Regions from separate parts of the Homo sapiens genome. Here region 2 is linked to region 1. Evidence: read pairs that join two places in POLR2A ChIA-PET (ENCODE). Cell type or tissue: CD4-positive, alpha-beta T cell. All regions are shown on one strand. Each heading gives the region's core, and the rest is flanking DNA. Links, peaks and the distances in the headings are about the cores only.

What was found. ChIA-PET counts read pairs that join two places held together with the same protein. Peaks named below come from ENCODE experiments on the same cell type or tissue, not always from the same donor. Only the 100,000 strongest peaks of a DNase experiment are listed, where the experiment ranks them.
Region 2: POLR2A ChIA-PET joins it to region 1 with 5 read pairs; 3 of 35 experiments call an interaction of 5 or more read pairs at or near these places.

The regions. Positions count from the first base shown.
Region 1 is chr2:120,228,439-120,238,406 of GRCh38, forward strand. It overlaps LOC105373583 (a long non-coding RNA gene), which reads right to left. Exons shown (of 3, transcript XR_923259.3): 2 at 9,854-9,926; 3 at 6,758-9,313. Among named protein-coding and RNA genes, the nearest start is that of TMEM185B, 10 kb to the left of the region's middle. RefSeq lists enhancers at 2,720-2,769, 3,502-3,711, 3,952-4,301, 9,465-9,968. In CD4-positive, alpha-beta T cell, for the core only: no CTCF peak of the experiment used is centred there; a DNase peak (open chromatin) is centred at 4,043; H3K4me3 peaks cover 2,529 bases; H3K27ac peaks cover 2,752 bases.
Region 2 is chr2:119,924,396-119,934,363 of GRCh38, forward strand. PTPN4 (protein tyrosine phosphatase non-receptor type 4) reads left to right here. Exons shown (of 27, transcript NM_002830.4): 13 at 2,203-2,271; 14 at 8,029-8,154. Among named protein-coding and RNA genes, the nearest start is that of EPB41L5, 84 kb to the right of the region's middle. In CD4-positive, alpha-beta T cell, for the core only: no CTCF peak of the experiment used is centred there; a DNase peak (open chromatin) is centred at 5,286; H3K4me3 peaks cover 2,373 bases; H3K27ac peaks cover 3,013 bases.

The sequences.
Region 1 (9,968 bases), core at 2,347-6,346:
AGAAAGAAAATGCTGTAGTCTTAGCACCTACAGAAGATCACTGTGAACATTTTACTGTGTTTTTCCTTCCAGTCGGTCTACTCGGCAAAGAGATGTCATCCTCCACATACCCATTTGATTCTGCTTTTTTACTTATGGTTAATTCTAAAACTCACTTCACATTTTAACGTCTCTGGATCTTGCACTGTACAGTGGCTGATGTTTTACAGGCACTGTCAGCTGGTGTTAACATTCAGTTCTTTCTAGAGGTGGTTGTATTTGTTTCTGCCAGTCACCTGGGGGCACTGCCAACTTGACATAACCTTAAACTTAAATTCAGTTACAGCATTTGCTTGAGGTGTTTCCAGACCATATGTTTGTGCAAATTCAGACTCAAACCAGCATGAGTACTGGCTTGTGCACGTCCTCAGGGGCAGTTTTGTTCCCTCCCTGCATCCGGGTCCATGGCTGGGACACTGGCTCTTTCTGCCTGACGAGGCTGTTTATCATTCTCCTCCCACCAAAGAAATAGCCCTTTAGGATCCCAGCTTTACTTAGACGTCCCTTATTAAATAACCATTCTGGGTATTTTTTTCTTCCTTAAAGGTACGTGAAATGGTGGTGTGTTCTCTAATCAACAGTGTCTTAAATGTGATGAAATGCCATAGATAGAAACACTTCTCAGATTTCCATAAACATGTGAGCATGTTTTCAGTGGCCCCACAATATTACATTAAGGGTAGTGCAATACTTTACTCACCCATTGCATTGTGTATTTGAGTTAGTTTCATTCTTTTATGAAATGAAGGGACTGCGCTCTATCTTACGGCTTCTTTGCATCCAGATTGTTTTTAAGGGTAGATTCTCAGACACAGACATGCCATGGTGAAGGAATGAATACAGTAGTCCCCCCTTATCTGAGGTTTATCTTTCCAAGTTTTCATTTACCTGCAGTACACCGAGGTTTGAAAATATTAAATGGAAAATTCCAGAAATAACTCCTAAATTTTAAATGACACTCTGTTCTGAGTAGCGTGACAAAATCTTGCTCCATCTAGCCTGGGACGTGACCCCTCTCTTTGTCCAGCATCTTCACACCGGGCGTGCTCCCTGGGCGATCACATCAGCTGCCGCCAGATCACTGTCCCTCTGTTCAGGTCACCCGTGTTTGACTTAATAATGGCTCCAAAGCACAAGAGTACTGTGCCTAATTTACAAATTAAACTCTATCGTAGGTGTGTATGCACAGGGAAATACATAGTGTGTATAGGGGTTTGGTACTATCTGCGGCTTTGGGCATCTACTGGGGGTCTTGGAACATATCCCCTATGGATAAGGGGGGACAACTTCATTCTAAAGACCCTTGACACATAAAGCCTAGTGTGTCTTTTTTTTTCCTTTTTTTTTTTTTTTTTTTTTTTAGATGGAGTCACTCTGTCACCCAGGCTGGAGTGCAGTGGACTGATCTCGGCTCACTGCAATCTCCACTTCCTGAGTTCAAGCAATTCTCCTGCCTCAGCCTCCTGAGTAGCTGGGTGGTACAGGTGCACCACTATGCCTAGCTAATTTTTGTATTTTTAGTAGAGATGGGGTTTCACCATCTTAGCCAGGTTGGTCTCAAACTCCTGACCTCAGGTCATCTGTCAGCCTTGGCCTCCCAAAGTGCTGGGATTCCAGGCGTGAGCCACTGTGCCCAGCCTTTTATTCTGTTTTCTGTGTTATCTTTGAGGAAATGGAGTCAGTGCCACCCCGAGTTGTGGTGTGAGTCTGCTTGTATTGATAGCAGCTGGCAGAGCTTATTTAGAAAACTCCACAGGGTTGAAGAATTAAAGAGGCTGAAATCAAAGGTAGACTCAAGTATAGGGCTGTATAATATTAAAAGTCAACTAAAAACAGGGCTAGTGTTGACATGTTTGTGAGTGTGCAAATGCAGAAGTCAGGGTTTTCCGCGTCAGATCACAGCCTTCAAATGTTATGAACAACACAGTGAGCATTGGGATCATTTAATTTGAGGCATTCACATATAATTAAATATAATTAATTCAAACTAATATTTTGTGGAGGTGAGTGGGAAGCTTCCTGAATTATGGAATTAGGCAATCCAGGTATCAATTGTACTTAAGTTGACATTACTAAAATATTTTCAAAAGTTTTCATGTACAATTTAAGTTTTTTCCCCAGTCTTATTTGCACTCTTAATTTACTCAGCAAAACATTTTTTTCTTGGACAAAGGTCATTCCCAGCCCGGCTCTCACCTGGCTTTGTCATAAATTCCAAGAGAGTGTGATGTGGACAAATGATGTGCTTCCTGCGTCAGAAACAGACGTTTGTAAAATTGTAATCCTAATTTCACTCTGGGTTGCCTTTCATTCTTCCATTGCCAGGTGCAAAGCAGCAAAAAAGTAAAATAAAATAAATGCCTCTGCACGCCACTGAGAGCCAGGCCCTGGAGTTACCCCATGAACAGTGTGGGGCTCCTGACTTAAAGGGGCATCCAGCAGTATAGCAGGCAGCACGGCCTGATGACTCGGGCCACAGGAGCATGGCCCTCCCCTGTCAAAGCTGACTTCTCGTTTCTCAGGACAAAATCCATACGCTTTACCGTGCCCTTCAAGGCCCTGGCTGACCGGCCGTGGCCCATCTCCCTGGCCTCACCTCACTGCCCATGGGGCTCCTATGGCCACCTCAGCTTCTTTCTGCTCCTCAGACTCCCAGACTGGAGCCGTTGCTGCCTCAGGGTGTTGCTTTATGTGTTTTCACAGATGCCTTTAGGGGAGATAGACCTAAAAGAGTCTGGGCAACATGCACAGCCTCCAAGCAGTTCACTCATCACTCAGCTACTATGGCCAGACTGCCTGCTAGTGCCCGGTAGGTGCCAGGCCCTGGGGAAGGAAGCAATGCCCTGTGGCCCTTGTTCCCAAGGACCGAGCACTTTTCCACGCAGTTAAGGTGCACAAACACAAAACACCGAATAACGCTGAAAGAGCCCAAGAGAGGACCAGAGGTCACTGGGCTGAATATGATGAAAAGTCAACTAAAAACCAGAAAAAAAAAAAAAAAAACATTGGAAATAAGCTATAGGGCAGCGATCAGGGAGAAGCTTGTGCTCTGAGCTGCAACAGAACCCCAAGGAGACCACTATCAAGAGGGTGCCCTGGTGTAGTTAAGCATGGGCCAAAGAAGGGACCACCTGGGTTCAAACTTGGCCTTGTCATTTCAGCAGCTGTGTGTCCTTGACCAAATGGCTCAGCCTCTCTGAGTCTAGGTTTTCTCATCTGTACAATGGGGATAATAATATCTACTTCACAGGATAGAGGTGAGATAATAGAGATACAGGCCTGGCACATTCAGTAGATGCCCGCATGGGCACGTACTCCCCTCCCACGCCCCACCCTGTGCTGGTGTAGAAGAGAGTGCCCAGGAAGATCTGTGCTCGAGTCAGCTGGGCATAACTAAGGACACCTTAAATTGTGTAACCAGGTGACAGGCACCTCATTCATTCTCCACCCTGGGGCTGGTTCTGCTTTATAAATTAAGGGGGCCAGGGTGGCCCAGAGGTCCCCAGATGCAGGTCCAAATGCAGCATTGCTGGCTACATACAGGCAGATTCTGGGGCCTCACCCCGAGAATCTTGGTGATTCAGACTCACCAAGTCAGAATCCTTGCGGGTGAGGCTCGGAAACCATTTTTGTAAGTCTTCCCAGGTGATTCCAAGTACAGCCAGGTCTTCGCACCCACACAGCCAGACGGCCCCTGAAAAGCTTTCTCAGCCTTTGCAGTCTGTTTCTGGCCGCATCAAATGTGCTGAGCAGTGTGGGTTTGGTTCAGTGTTCATCCCCCACTTTCATCAGAGACAGGGGGCTTCTCTTGGTCCTCACTCATGGGAGGAAGCCGCAAGCGGAGACGACTAAGTGGAGAAATAAATCTCTAGCAGCTGCCTGCTGCCCTGCTCTGGAGGTTGTCTGCGAGGAGGAGAAACGGCTAACTTCCAAGAACTGGGGTGCTTTCTCCCCACCTATCAGCTGAATCGAAACTGAAAATATGCCTCCGAGGCTGGAGATCCGTGACAGGCTTGAAACCTTGACAAGCCAACCCTTCTCATGTGGCTGCTTTCCACCTAAGAAAGAAAATGAAACTCCTCGGAGTTCCTGCTGGTTTTAGATTTTTCTCTGGTACAAACAAAAATTATTTACTGTCACTGAGGTTCTTTCCAGATTACCCCAAACAGCCATAACTTTCCCAGCTTTATCTGGGGGGTATTTGGTGTGGTGAATTGCTGTTCATATAGTGAATTCCTATTGCATATCCAGCGTTACTAGATTTCCCCCGTGAAGACAGGTCATCTCTTGAGCTCTGAGTGCTCTTACAGAGCAGGGGGGTTGAAGAAAGAGGTTCTCCCTGATGGTTTCTGAGTGGGTGCTTTAAAAAGCTCAGTAAGAGCCTGGCACAGTGGCTCATGCCTATAATCCCAGCACTTTGGGAGGCCAAGGTGGGTGGATCACCTGAGGTCAGGAGTTCGAGACCAGCCTGGCCAACATGGTGAAACCCCGTCTCTACTAAAAATACAAAAATTAGTTGAGCATGGTGGTGCATGCCTGTAATGCCAGCTACTCAGGAGGCTGAGGCTGGAGAATCACTTGAACCTGGGAGGCAGAGGTTGTAGTGAGCCAAAATTGTGCCATTGTACTCCAGCATGAGCAACGAGCGAAACGCCATCTAAACAAAACAAAACAAAACACCTCAGTAAGAGTGGAAGTGGTTTACGACTATTGATGCCACAACAACAGATACATCAGCAAAAGGAAACTTCAGGAACAATATGGTCGGGATGGAGGTGTTGGACGTTGTTTTTTCTTTTAATTAACAAAAAAACAGGAACACATTTAGTAGTAAACAGAGGGCCCAGTTTTCTCTTTTTGGTCTGAAAGGGGCTTCAAAAAATTGTATTCAGTGTTAAATAGAATAACAATGGCAATGAAGATAGTGAGAAGCGCTACCATCTGTTTAGCATGATGTCCGCGTGGGGACTGGGGGAGAGATTTGCTCCCATTACGGGGGAGACTGAGGCTCAGAAGGGTCAAGTGCCTGGCCTAGGCACCTCGTCCTGTTAGAGGAGGGCACAGCTGCCTGCTGCCCCTCCTTCCCCATCTCTGCCTCTCTAATCTTCCTTGAGGAAGATTCCATCAGAGGTTTTAGTTACATATTCCTACACCATGCCTGGAACATAGTAGGTACTCAATAAATCCAACTTTTCCTGAGTTAGTGGTGAGGAAAAGCTGGACTCAGGATCAGGCTGCCTGTGAAGTCTGGCCTGTAGCTTGCCAGCTGTCCCAGCTTCAGGGTCCTCACACCCAGATGTGTGTGTAGTAACAGAGCACTTCTTGCCTGCAACAGTGCCTGGTTCCCAGTGTATGCCAGTTGACTGATCCGTATTATTATTTTATCTTAAGAGGACTTCCAGCCTCCAGAACTGTTGATGAATAAATGTTTGCTGTTTAAGCTACCAGTGTGTGATACTTTGTTATGGCAGCTTGAACAGACCAGAATATTTAGAAAATAATTATTTAAAAAGGACCTTTTTTTTTTTTTGAGTTGGAGTCTCGCTCTGTCGCCCAGGCTGGAGTGCAGTGGTGCAGTCTCAGCTCACTGCACGCTCCACCTCCTGGGTTCACGCCATTCTCCTGCCTCAGCCTCCCGAGTAGCTGGGACTACAGGTGCATGCCACCACGCCCGGCTAATTTTGTTTTTGTATTTTTAGTAGAGACGGGGTTTCACTGTGTTAGCCAGGATGGTCTCGATCTCCTGACCTCATGATCCGCCCACCTCGGCCTCCCAAAGTGCTGGGATTACAGGCGTGAGCCACCGCGCCTGGCCTAAAAAGAACTTCTAAGCAGACATTTGATAGAGCACTGACATGGGTGGACGTTCATTCTGACCCATCTCTGTGCTGCGGTGGAGGCAGGCTGCTCTGGGAATGGCCGTGTGCAGGATTGCTGATGCCCGGGGTGGGGTGCCCTCCTGTTTAGAGAGGGGTGCTGTTACAGCAGTCAGGCTCTCTTTGATCTTTACCCATTGGTCTGCAGACTCCCCGTTAACCCTGGCAATGCTTCGCCATCTTATCTGCCCCCTTTCTTTCTTGGATTAAAAAGAGGCCCTAGGCAATACCATTCAGGACATAGGCATGGGCAAAGACTTCATGACTAAAACACCAAAAGCAATGGCCACAAAAGCCAAAATTGACAAATGGGATCTAATTAAACTAAAGAGCTTCTGCACAGCAAAAGAAACTATCATCAGAGTGAACAGACAACCTACAGAATGGGAGAAAATTTTTGCAATCTATCCATCTGACAAAGGGCTAATATCCAGAATCTATAAGGAACTTTAACAAGTTTATAAGAAAAAAGCAACCCCACTCAAAAAATGGGCAAAAGATATGAATGGACACTTCTCAAAAGAAGACATTTTTGCAGCCAACAAACATATGAAAAAAAGCTCATCATTAGAGAAATGGTCATTAGAGAAATGCAAATCAAAACCATAATGAGATACCATCTCATGCTAGTTAGAATGGTGATCATTAAAAAGTCAGGCAACAACAGATGCTGGAGAGGATGTGGAAAAATAGGCATGCTTTTACACTGTTGGTGGGAGTGTAAACCAGTTCAACCATTGTGAAAGACAGTGTGGCGATTCCTCAAGGATCTAGAACAAGAAATACCATTTGACCCAACAATGCCATTACTGGGTATATAACAAAAGGATTATCAATTATTCTACTATAAAGACGCATGCACACGTATGTTTATTGCAGCACTGTTCACAATAACAAAGACTTGGAACCAACCCAAATGCCCATCAATGATAGACTGGATAAAGAAAACATGGCACATATACACCATGGAATACTATACAGCCATCAAAAAGGATGACTTCATGTCCTTTGCAGGGACATGGATGAAGCTGGAAACCATCATTCTCAGCAAACTAACACAGGAACAGAAAACCAAACACTGCTTGTTCTCCCTCATAAGTGGGAGTTGAACAGTGAGAGCACATGAACACAGGGAGGGGAACATCACACACTGGGGCCTGCCAGGGGGTTGGGGGTTAGGGGAGGGATAGCATTAGGAGAAATACGTAATGTAGATGACGGGTTGATGGGTGCAGCAAACCACCATGGCTCTTGTATACCTATGTAACAAACCTGCATGTTCTGCACATGTATCTCAGAACTTAAAGTATAATAATAAAAAAAAAAAAGGGAGAAAAAAAAAAAAAAGAAAGAGGCCTTCTGGAAGTTGTGTTCTAACCCCTGTGAAGATCAGTGTTTTGCATGTAGCTTTGGAGATGCGATGGGAGTGTGAAAAGTCACTTACTGTTTGGGTCTGTGCTAAGAGCCCACCCACTTCGTGCCAGTGGAGCACCTCCTGCAGCATTCCACAAGGAGTGCCGTCTCTAGATAGCATGTGAGAGGGTGGGCAGCACGGGTCAGTGTGGAGACCCAGGTGCCATGTCCCCACCTGCAAGACTGGATTCTAGCTTTTATTTTGTCCCAACCCCTCATTTGGACACAGCTGGATTCCTCTCTTAAGATAAAATAATAATACGGATCACTTAATAATAATACGGATCCCAGTGGCATACACTGGGAACCAGGCACTGTTGCAGGCAAGAAGTGCTCTGTTACTGCACACACGTGTGGGTGTGAGGACCCTGAGGCTGGGAGAGCTGGCAGGCTACAGGCCAGGCTTCACAGGCAGCCTGATCCTGAGTCCAGCTTTTCCTCACCACTAACTCAGGAAAAGTTGGATTTATTGAGTACCTACTATGTTCCAGGCATGGTGTAGGAATATGTAAGTAAAACCTCTGATGGAATCTTCCTCAAGGAAGATTAGAGAGGCAGAGATGGGGAAGGAGGGGCGTCAGGCAGCTGTGCCCTCCTGTATCAGAACGAGGGGCTGTCGGGCCAGGCTGAGGAGGACAGAGGCTGCAGAACCCCAGAGAGTCTCAGCTCTCCAGCCCAGGTGCAGCTGCCCCTTGGGCAGACAGCCTGGAACACATCTGCTCATTAGTAGCCTACCCAGGCAGCTGGCCGAGCGCCTGTCCCTGAAGGCCTCCCTGAGCTCAGAGGCTCCCGAGCCCTGGCACTGTGGGTGCAATCCCCAGAGCTGCTTTCCCAGGCTCGTTGCACAGGCAAGTGCAGCCCAGGTGTCTGACAACTTTGGCTTCAGCGTCATGGCCTCCACATCGAAGCCGTTGTGGGACACCCAGGAGTCTGAGCTCAGCAGTGAGCTCGGAGCTTGAGCTTGAGCTTGGGTTGCAGAATCCAAAAATCAATTAATGTGGGGCTTGGGGGGAAATCTGTCTGACCGGTGGTTTGGCAAAATCTTCAATCACTGTGAGACAGAAGATGTGTGCTGCGTGCTGTGGCTATGGTGCGCATGGCTGCAGCTGCTGCCAAATAGGAAAGGCCCCCACAGTGCCTCCATCCCCCAGCCCTGCCTTTCCTCCCAAGTGCAGTGGGGGTGTCTTGAGGCGAGGGGCTCTCTAGGCACTATGCCTCCTCCATAGTCCTCCAGACCCCCTTTACTTGAAGACTAAGCAACTAGCCCTTTGGCAGTCAGTTCTAAGGGTGAGGGGCCTGAAGTGTCAGCAAGGGTCAGAGCCAGGCGCCTGGCAGAGGCTGGAGGGGCAGAGGCAATGGTGATGGGAGCCAGTGAGGCCAGAGCATGAGCCAAATCTCCCCTCTGATCATTTTGGACCAAGTGCAGTGAGCATGAGTTGGAGGTGTCCTCAAATTGCAATCCTCTGGGGTCTTCCTCTGTCTCTTCTTTTCGGGTGAGTTTGGCAGCGGATGTGAGGAAGGTGCTCTTCATCAGTCGCTGGGTTCATGAATGGTCCTCATTTCCTGAATCCTTCTGGATCATTCTCTGAATTCAGCAGGGGCATGTCTCCCTGGGCTGACGGGTGGGGCTCCAGGTGCATCTGGCTGCAGCACTCTGGGAGGGGGCCCGAGGTGCATGCAGATCTTGAGTGGGTCTCAGAGAAAGAGACACACAGGCCCCACATGCGTGTGCACACGCACACATGGGCATGAATGTGGGTACGAGGCATGTGTGCTCCACACGCTGACTTCACTGGGAACACTGACCCCAGCTGCAGAGAGACCGGAGCAAGGGCTGAGGGAGGCAGAGTGAAGGAGCGCTCATCCCTGGGAGGGCGCCTGGGAGGAGAAGTGAGTCATTGACCAGTGGTCATGGTGAGTTTGCCTTACGGAGCCATCTCTGGAGCCTGAGGTCACAGGGTCTCTGGAACTGGCCCTTCAAGTTCCTGGGAAGGGTTTTGACAGGGAAGTCGTCCACAAGGGCTTTCCCCCACTGGAACACTGCCTAGCCTTCTCAGAAACGCCCCATGTCTGTGGCAGGCTTGGTGTTCCTCCTGCCATTCCAGGCTTTCTGCTGCCCCTCCCCTCCCCTCCCCTCCCTTCCCCTCCCCTCTCCTCTCCTTTCCTTTCCTTTTTTTAAATAGAGATGGGGTCTCCTCATGTTTTCCAAACTGGTCGCAAACTCCTGGGCTCAAGCAGTCCTCCCACCTTGGCCTCCCAAAGTGCTGGGATTACAGGTGTGAGTCACCTTGCCCAGTAATTTGTGTAAGCATATACCTTGGATTCTCTACTAAACCGCCTAGTCTTGCCAGTCACTTCCTAGTCTTTCCTGCCTCCTGGCCTTCCTTTATCTCAGTCCCCTGCTGCCTGGAATGCTCTAATTCTCTCTCTTTCTCTCCCTCTTTTGTGTTTGTCAGAATCCTCATTGTTTTTTAAGCCCACTCAAGCCTCAAGCTCCACCTCTCCCAGGAAACATGGGGGCCTACTTTAGTCGAAGAAGACTCTTAGCTCTGAAGTTCTTTGAAATCATCTCTTCGCCTGAGGCTTCAGTTTCCTTACCTGTAAAAATGAGACAATACCATGTCATGGTTTGTTGTGAAC
Region 2 (9,968 bases), core at 3,200-7,199, 300 kb before region 1:
TTATATACATGAATTTCAGAATGATTTTTACCTGCTCATAATGGTGATGATTTCTTTATGGATAGGACTGTGGGTAAAAACAATTTTTTTGTTCTTTTTATATTTTTCTATGTTGCTTGAATAACTTATAATAAGCCTATATATAAAGAGAGAGAGAAAGAGAGAGAACTTTCTCATTGCTCAAAAGATAAGTATCTTACTGTGAAAGTTTAGTGTTCTGAAACTGGAACAGTTTTTCATTTTGTTGTAATGATAATACTAAATCCCTAATGTCTGTATTATGGACAATATGAAATATAAGCCTTTCTTTCATTAATTTTAAAAAAAATTGTTTCTTTATTATGAAATTTAACTTGTTACTCCAGCCTTTTGAGTAATAGTATCCCATTTGAATCTTCTTCACTGGAAAATTAAGGTATCAGTCAGAGTTCAGTCAGGGAAGCAGAAAGCCCTTTTGGTATTTCAAACAAAAGCAATTTAATTGAGGAAATTAGTTACATGGTTGTTGGAAATGCTGGGAAAACAAAAGGGTGGAAACATGGTTATGGAGAAAAAAACAAGAAGAAGGGGTAATGCCTAAAATTCAGATGCATTCAGGACTCCCTGGGCTGGAGTCCACAAACTACACCTGCTACTACACTGTTAGAGCTCTGTTTCCCTGACTGAACTCTGACTGATACATTAATTTTCCAGTGAAGAAAAATCAGTCTGCATCTTGCAGAGAAGTACTGCTTTAATCAAGGATGGGACCATCTACAGGATGCTCTTTCTCACTATACCCTATCCCCATGACTATTAAAGCAGCTGCCAGCAGCTGCCAGTTTCCTGCTCTGCCTTTCTCCACTTTCTGATCTTCCACCAGTACCTTCTAAAAGCAGAACCTAAGGCAAAATAATCTAGAAAATGGAATTTGTTTATCATAGCCCCTGCAAAACATAGGGCACAGGACAGGACTGGGCCTATGACAGCTCGCACATTAAATTGTATATACATAATTGTGTATATTTATAGTTTTAAAAAGTTAAGCTTTGCGTTTGTAGTCCTTAAGAACTTTAAAACATATCCAAAGCACTTTTTAATCATCAAAGTGGTTAGACATCTTGTAAATGAAGTAGGAATGGGAGAACTTTAAAACTTATCCAAAGCACTTTTTAATCATCCAAGTGGTTAGACATCTTGTAAATGAAGTAGGAATGAAGTAGGAAATGAAGTAAAAATGTTAACTGGACACAGTCCTGTCCCTAATGAGTATGCACTAAATAAACTTTTTTTCCCTTCATAATAAGCAGTGGTGGAGAATACTGGAACTGTTGTCATACTTAAAATGTTGAAATACTCTTTTGACTGACAGATGGTACTGGGACTATCAGATCTATTACTTTCTCCACCAGTCTCTTCATGTACATATCCTTATCTCTGTTCCAAAGTATCCAGAGGATTAACATCATTATTCTAATGTGGAAATACAAAACAGTGATGAACTTTAATTTATTACCTCCCTCTTAGAGGAAATATTTTCTTAGGAAAATTCAACTTGAAGTTTAAAAGTCATGGTAGTATTTCTCATTTTTCCGTTAAAATCTCATAAAAGTGCCATTCAGTTCATATTTACTGATATTTATCCATGGAAAATGGTCTTAAAATTGCTTGCTTAACTATGGAAACTGGCATTTGGCTGTTTTTATATGCATTAGATAGCTATATTTGTATATGGTTACATTTGATATACCGCAAATTTATGTTAATTCACAGTTAAGTAATGAGAATGTCTCAAATAAATGCTCTGAGAACTTTTATTAACAAACTTCATCTGAACACATTGGTGTACTTCAGAAGAAGATCAGTTTCTCTCTATCAACAATTTCCCTCTAGACAAATCAGCTTGAAAACAAATCTCCTAGTGCCAAAACCCCACCATTTTTCTGCCTTAGTTCCTTCCTCTAAACAAAAATCTGGAGCTGTTCTGTGTCTGGACATGGAGGGAGTTGAACACATCTTTCTTCATTAATGGGAGAAATGTAACTAAGCTTCATTCATCCAGGTAGAATTGGAATGTTGTCCAGTCTTTTTATTCTCTGCTTCCTTTTCTCTGCTAGAAATGTCTTGTCTCTTAGGAAGTTACACTATAATCATGTTATGTGTTGTCATTTTATCTTATAGTTCTCTTAAGACTTTATTGTTGTGCATATTTATATATTTCAGTGGGAGAACTGAAGTCCAATCAGTTCAGTATGGCAAAGAAAAGGCAAATAAAGACAGGGTATTTGCAAGGTAAGCCAAATCTGTTTCATTGTTTGAATTTTTTTAAAAAGATGGATTGAGTTTACTAAAAAGTTTTTCTAAATATTTTTTCTAAAGTTTTTCTAAATATTTCAAATTTTTGATTACAGAATTATCACAATTCTTTAACAGTAAATAATGTTGAGGGAATGATAAACTAGCTTGTCTAGTTTATTGATTCATTTTTTATATTAATAGTGTGCCAGGCATTGCAGTTCTGAATAGGCTGATCAAATATTATGTTATTAATATAATATTCTGTTCGAGGTTGCTCCACTTTTTTAAACATTTTTGAGAAATATAGTGACTTATTTCATGTTATCAAGCCATTTCCATATTTATTTAAATTATAATGTTAAGAGATAAGTTGTTTTATTTTTTGTTTTTGTTTACCATTTATTGTCTTTATTTCTTTAGGGTCTGTCATAGCCAATTTGCTTTTTTTTTTTTTTTTTTGAGACGGAGTCTTACCCTGTCATCCAGGCTGGAGTGCAGTGGTGCAATTTCAGCTCACTGCAACCTCTGCCTTCTGGGTTCAAGTGATTCTCCTGCCTCAGCCTCCCTAGTAGCTGGGATTACGCATGCCACCACACCTGGCTAATATTTTTGTATTTTTAGTAGAGATGGGGTTTACCATGTCAGCCAGGCTAGTCTCGAACTCGTGACCTCAGGTGATCCCCCCCACCTTGGCCTCCCAAAGTGCTGGCATTACAGGCATGAGCCACCACTCCCGACCTAGCCAATTTGCTTTTTAACAAGTGAAATGACATGATAAGATCTATGTTTTAGAAAATAGTATTATGAGCAATGATAGAGAATGGATTAGCGAGGAAAGCCTCGGTACCCAGAAACTATAAGGTAATTGCAGTAATCCAAGTGAAAATAATAAAGGCCTGAACAAAAACATTGGTAATGGAATGGAAAATAGGGAACAAATTTAAGGAACGTTTTGTAGGCAGAACTAGCAGAAGCTGATGACCAACTGGATACAGGTGTGTTAGAGACAAGAGTTTGTTTTCAGTGAAAATTACTTTGAGAGGCTAAGTCTTTTAATTAGTTATGTGTTTGGCATCTACTGCTATTAGAGGCTTGAGTTTTAATAAAGAGAACTAGAAAGTTTGCTTTTGATTTCACTTTGTTTAAATTTTGTTCTTAAGTCTTTATCTAAGAGACCTTCCTTCTTTGTGTTTCTGGAGTAAAGGGAGTTTTGTGTTCTTGGTTTTTTTCTTCCTCCTTCCAAAAGTGGAAATTGCTTTTTTCCCCTAGTAATATAAGTGATAGCTCATTATGTTTAAAAACTCCAACAGTATCAAAGAGCATAAAGAAAATTTATCATCCCAAGACAACTTTTTAAAAAAATTTTGATACTCATTATTCAGGATTTTTCTATGCATATACTCATAGAGACATTTTTATATATGTGTGTATATTTGTTTCCAAATTGTTTTAAACTATTTGTTGTTTGTTTTTATCATCTAGCATATCGTGCACATTTTCTTTGCTGTTCAAAAATCTAGTCATTTATAATGGCAATAAATCTTTTAACAGTTAAATTCTTTGATTGTAAACTGTAAACTTAACTTTTAGGATTCCTCCCTTTACTGAGCCACGTCCCTGCCTCCAGAGTAGGAGTTGTTGCTAAGACTTTGTAAGGATGTCACAGTAATATGTGACATACAGCTTACATTTAGTAGTCTACTATATGAGGAAATAATAGTTTATTACATTATGAATTAACATTAATAGAAGAGCCATAAATGGTAAGTTAATCTTTATTTTAAAAATCAAATGCATGAGATAATATACTTTATTTTCATTCTGTTGTGACTGATAGGAAAATTTGCACTGCAATATGAGGGGGTTGGACCAAACGGTGTCATGAGTTGTCTTCTAATCAAAAAATCCTATAATTTAAACCTGTGATAATGGAAAATCTTCACACCTAAATTACTTTGAATTCACTTATGGAAAATGAAATGAGTCCATGTATTTTTTAAAAAACGAATAACATTTCTTAAAATATTTTTCTGATTCTTAGTGTTGTAACAGCGTAGCAATATACTTAAAACTTTCCTTTCTTAACAAGTGTCTTCTTTCTGCTTGACTTTTATAAACAGTGTAGAACGTGCGATGTGGTCACTAGTTGTATGCAGCATATCCTCATACGAGTACCAGATCGTAGGCATATTTATGTATTAAGTTAATATCACATACAAATGGTTTCTTTATAAGTGTTAATGTTTTCATGTTTTGATCCTATCAGATTTTAGAAATAAGCAGAGTTATACCTGCATCTTAGTTGTTCATTTTGTGTATTCATTATTAAAATGTATAGTTGTTTAATAGGTTATTTTATAAAACAAATAGCCATGATTCCGTGAATAGTAGAGGTAAAATTTCAATATTATAAGCCTCAGATAACTCTCTTCCTTTTGTTTTTCTGGAATTGTGTGGTTCCTCTGAAATAATAAGGTATCAGCTACAATGAGGTTGTAATAGTACTGGGCTGTTTAATGATCTCTCTTTCTCTGAAAGATAAGCTTTTCTGGGATTGTTTTTCTAATATGTTAGGATCTAATTGTAATGAACAGATATATGTCTACCAAAATTCTCTAATGGTTTTAGTAATTATTAAGTTATTTTATTAAAGTACCAGATAACCTAGAGTTCTTTTTTTTTCTTTGGGTTTTAGTTGGCAATATGAGTAGATAGAAAAGGCTCCTCCTTAAACTTCTCATATAATAATTTTTTAGCAATCATTAAATGTTTTTTCTTTTTTCTGATTATCACCTCTTTGTGTTCGCCTCAGCAGCACATATACTGATTATCACCTCTTCAAATTGCTTTCACATTTTGCAGTTGTCATATAATATATCTAAGAAAAGAGAAAAACAATGTTCTCATACAACAGAAAAATAAGGTGCCCTAGACAGAAAAGAAGCTTACCACATCGCAAACACACTGATGCTGTGTGGTATTTTTTTCTCTGAAATTTCCACACTCAACAGGAAACATAGACAGCAAGCTTGAGTGGGTGGGTCCCTGAGGTTAAAACTGTTAATAAAATAAAATACATGAAGTTTGGTTTTAAGTTCAAAGTGTCCAGCCATGTTTAGTCCATTAACAGCAATAAAGTGTTCTGACGCTTCAGACTAGGTGAGTGTGCTGGAATTTTTTTTCTTCAAATGACTTTTTCCAGCTTTTAGAAAATGAAAGTAGTTGATCTATTGATTACAGTTAGTGAACTTTCATACAGCTTACATTTCGTAGTTTAATATTTGAGGAAATAATAGTTTATTACATTATGAATTAGCATTAATAGAGCCATAAATGTTAATCTTTATTTTAAAAATCAAAGTTTTATGCATGAGGTAATATACTTTATTTTCATTCTGTTGTGACTGATAAGAAAATTTGCACTGCAATATGAGGGAGTTGAACTAAACGGTGTCATGAGTTGTCTTCAAATCAAAAAATCCTATAATTTAAACCTGTGATAATGGGAAATGTTCACACCTAAATTACTTTGAATTCACTTACGGAAAATGAAATCTGAGTCAATGTATCTTTTTTAAAACTAATAACATTCCATGTCTTATAAAATGCCTACAAGATTTTTGATTAAGGAAATGTCATTAGGCCAAACTAAAAAAGTTTTAGCTATGAATTGCTGAAATGACAGGACACTTCTGTGGTGTAGATTCATAAGTAACTTAAATTTTTCGTGGTTTAGTAAAATTAATAGGCTAAAATATTGCCCTGAAAATTTGGATATTCATAAATCATAAAATTCAGGAGGTAGGGAGAGACCTATGGGTCATATTATGCTAATAAATTTATACATTTAGATACAGAAACATAAGAGGTCTGTCTAATAGGAAGCCACATCTAGAATTCAGAGTCCTTATCATTATTTTAATGCTTCCTACTGTACACATAATAACAATTTGTTCAGTTCTCTTTGGTCAGTGTTATTGTGCGTGTTAGTCCGACATTTCTTTTTACACGTTTAACATATTGGAAAGGAAATTCTAGCAGGCAGTGAAACTTCAAACTTCATGAGATCATTATGTATCAGAATTCTAATGTTATTAAGTTTTAATGTAATCAGATGAGTTAATATTGCATTTGCTTTGTGCCTTCCTTGGTAATTGTTTTTTTTTTTTTAGCCATACAGAAGTGTATACATAGTACATGATGAGAGAAAAATATCCCAATGAGCTAAAAAAGCAAGTCCAATACTACCTGCAATTCTTTATCAATATAAGAAAATCTGAAAATAAATCCAAAGTCACACAACAAAGGCCTATGATTCTTATTAACTATAACCAAAAATAGTCTTCATTTTTAAATTTTACTCAAATAGGTATTTCTACCTAAATTTTTATGATCTGATTTTTGTAGGAAGACAACAGGATGTTTCATTTTTTGTAAATTGTGCTGGAATGGAAAATACATATAGTTTTTATATGCTTCAGTTAATTACTGAAATATAAAACTGTTTACAAGATGATTTATTATATACTTTATATATGTAGCTTAAATTATTCGCCTCCACATTAACTCTGCACTTCATAAAGCCAGGCATTTAAAGAAATAACATATATTTTCAGCTAATTTTGTCTATTATCTGAATTTGCATATAAAAAATACTTTATTTGTTAACATTCCTAAAATTCTAAGGGTTTATGATCTCTGCATAGATCAGTATCTTTTGATCTGAATGAATCAATATGAAGATCTTTCTTTCTTTCTTTCTTTTTTTTTTTTTTTTTTTTTTTTTTGAGACAGGGTTTTACTCTTGTCACCCAGGTTGGAATGCAGTGGTGCTATCACAGCTCACTGCAGTCTCAAATTCCTGGACTCAAGTTGATCCTCTGACTTCAGCCTCCCAAGTAGCTTGGACTACAGGCACTTGCCATCATACCCAGCTAATTTATTTTTTGTAGAGACAGAGTCTCCTTATGTTGCCCAAGCTGGTCTTGAATTCCTAAGTTCCAGTGATCCTCCCACCTGGGCCTCCCAAAGTGCTGGGATTGCAGCACTGAGCCACCTCGCGCATCCAAGATCTTTTTTTAAAACATCACTTAGTTTTCATCTTTATCATTAGGATAGCTGATAATATATAGATTGGTAACAAAACATATCCTTTTACTCCCCACCAATAGACAGAATTATTAACCCTCCAAAATGTTTTTGGAAAAAAGGGAAAAATCCACTAACCTACTATATGTAAACAATTTTTTAAGTAGATAAAATGTAATATGCATAATTATTTTTGTTCTGTCTTCATTGAGGCAGAGGATTGGGATTTAGTTATAGAAGCATTCAGGAGATAATGTGCGAGGAGTTATTTAATACATCCCAAGATAAGCTAGTGTTCCAGATACTCTGGAATAGAAGTAGGTAGTATCTGTCTTGTCAGTAACATCTGAGAAAACATTTGGTAGCAAACCCTTCCCTTTTTACCTTTGTCCTTCCTTTTCTTGTTTCTTCTGTTTTTCTCATCCTTCTTATTGTCTATCTTACTCTTCCTAGCCTGTCTTACCTTTATTCTTCATATAAAGCCAATGTACATTCTTAGGAAGTTATTTGGTAAATAGCCTCTAAATGCATTAATTTTTTACAAGTAAACTCTTTATGTTGCTCATCTAGAACATAATCTCTGAAAACAAATTGTAGGATTTGATTCATGGTTTGGGGTATAAAAATAAAACTTTTAACATATTATTTAATTTATTTCTGCAGATCCCCAAGTAAGCCCTTGGCACGGAAATTAATGGATTGGGAAGTAGTAAGCAGAAATTCAATATCTGATGACAGGTTAGAAACACAAAGTCTTCCATCACGATCTCCACCGGGAACTCCTAATCAGTAAGTGTGAATTTTGTGACCAACATCAGGTGTGAATTTTGCTAATTTCTAATTATTGGCTGTATATTTTTATGCCTGAAGACAAAGATACGCAAAAATTGAATTCTTTTGGTGAAACATGATTTTTGTTGCTCCAGAGCATTATTTTCTCTTTGCCTGCTGCTCTTTGCAGAAGTAACATGGTATAGACTTGCGGAATGAGAGTAGCGCATTGAATAAGGACCCTCCACTCTCACTCTCCTCAACAGTTAACTTTCGCAGTTAAGAGTCCCTGATAAATGAAGATCTGTTAGACTTAAAATCTTGTATGGTTGTTGTTGACATACTCATTTTTCATGTGGATTCCCAGCAGAATTTCTAGGGGAGCATATATTGTTTGAAAATGCTTTGCAAGTGATTGGGATTCTCTTAAACCCCCAGCTCAACCATGGCTTCAGCACGTTCTATGGCCTAGGAAAAGGGGTTTCCAGCACCAGTCCCCATAAGCTTAGCTCTCCCTGAGCTAAAAAGCACTGTGTGATTCAGCACTTACCGTATATGTACTTCAGTCTGACATTGCTCACAAAAGTTGTATGTTTTGGTATAAATGATTATAAGTTCATAAACTAGCCAAATGTACCAGCCAAAGATGTTGATTATCTTAATTTGATAATATTACAAATGTTGTATGTAATTAAGATAATGGTAAACAATTGTGTGCCACCATATTAACATACTTAGTTAACCCATAAGGTTCACTTATAAAATACTTGAATTTTGGTATGAAATATAATATTTGAAGATGTCTTTTTTCATAAATGTTTTACACACATTAATGTTTAATAAATTTGTATAAAATTCTAAACGTGGCTGGGTGCAGTGGCTCATTCCTGTAATCCCAGCACTTTGGGAGGCCAAAGTGTGTGGATTCCTTAAGGTCAGGAGCTCAAGACCAGCCTGGTGAACATAGTGAAACCCCATCTTTACAAAAACATACAAAAATTAGCTGAGCATGGTGGCGTGCACCTGTCAGGGGGGTGGGGCAGGGATTGCTAGAACCCAGGAGGAAGAGGTTGCAGAGTTGAGATCACACCACTGCACTTCAGCCTGGACCACAGAGTGAGACCCTGTCTCAAAAAAAAAAAAAAAAAAATCTAACAGCTAGAGCATTGAAGGCTATTATCAGCTGAAGAATAAAGTTCTACCATATCAGAACAGTTTATACATAAACAGTTTGGTTCACAGAGCTTTAATACTTAACGTGTTAAAGTTACTCCTAGAAAAAAATGGACTTAGTAATTTCTGTCTTGCCAATTTCAGGTTGCTTTTATCATTTTTTCTTATAAATGATTACATATATTCAAAGCCTCATTAGCTTGTCTGAAGAAAATTCAGACCTTGTTTTTCTCTTCCCTTTTGCACAAACAGCCATTTCTCCATTTGTACCAGCAACACTAAACAATAATAGCAAGTTATAGAAAATAATAGCAAGTTAAGCCAAAGTACTCAAGTAACTAATTAACAGTAGCTCTGTTTAAGTTTTCTGGTTAATGAAACAATTTCAGGTATAATCTAAAAAGATTTTTTAAAATTCTGAAGAGATAGTACAAGGTGGTGGTTAAGAGCATGGGCCCTGGAATCACTGTATGCTTGAACTTGGGCAAGTTAATCTCTGTCTCATTTTTCTCATCTACAAAATTATATTTATAATAATGTCTTTCTTATAGTACTGTTATGAGGATTAAATGAAATGCTTAGAGAAATGTCTGACACATACATAAATACTGAAATATTGTAATTAAAAATTGTAATAACACTACTTTGTGTGACTGTCA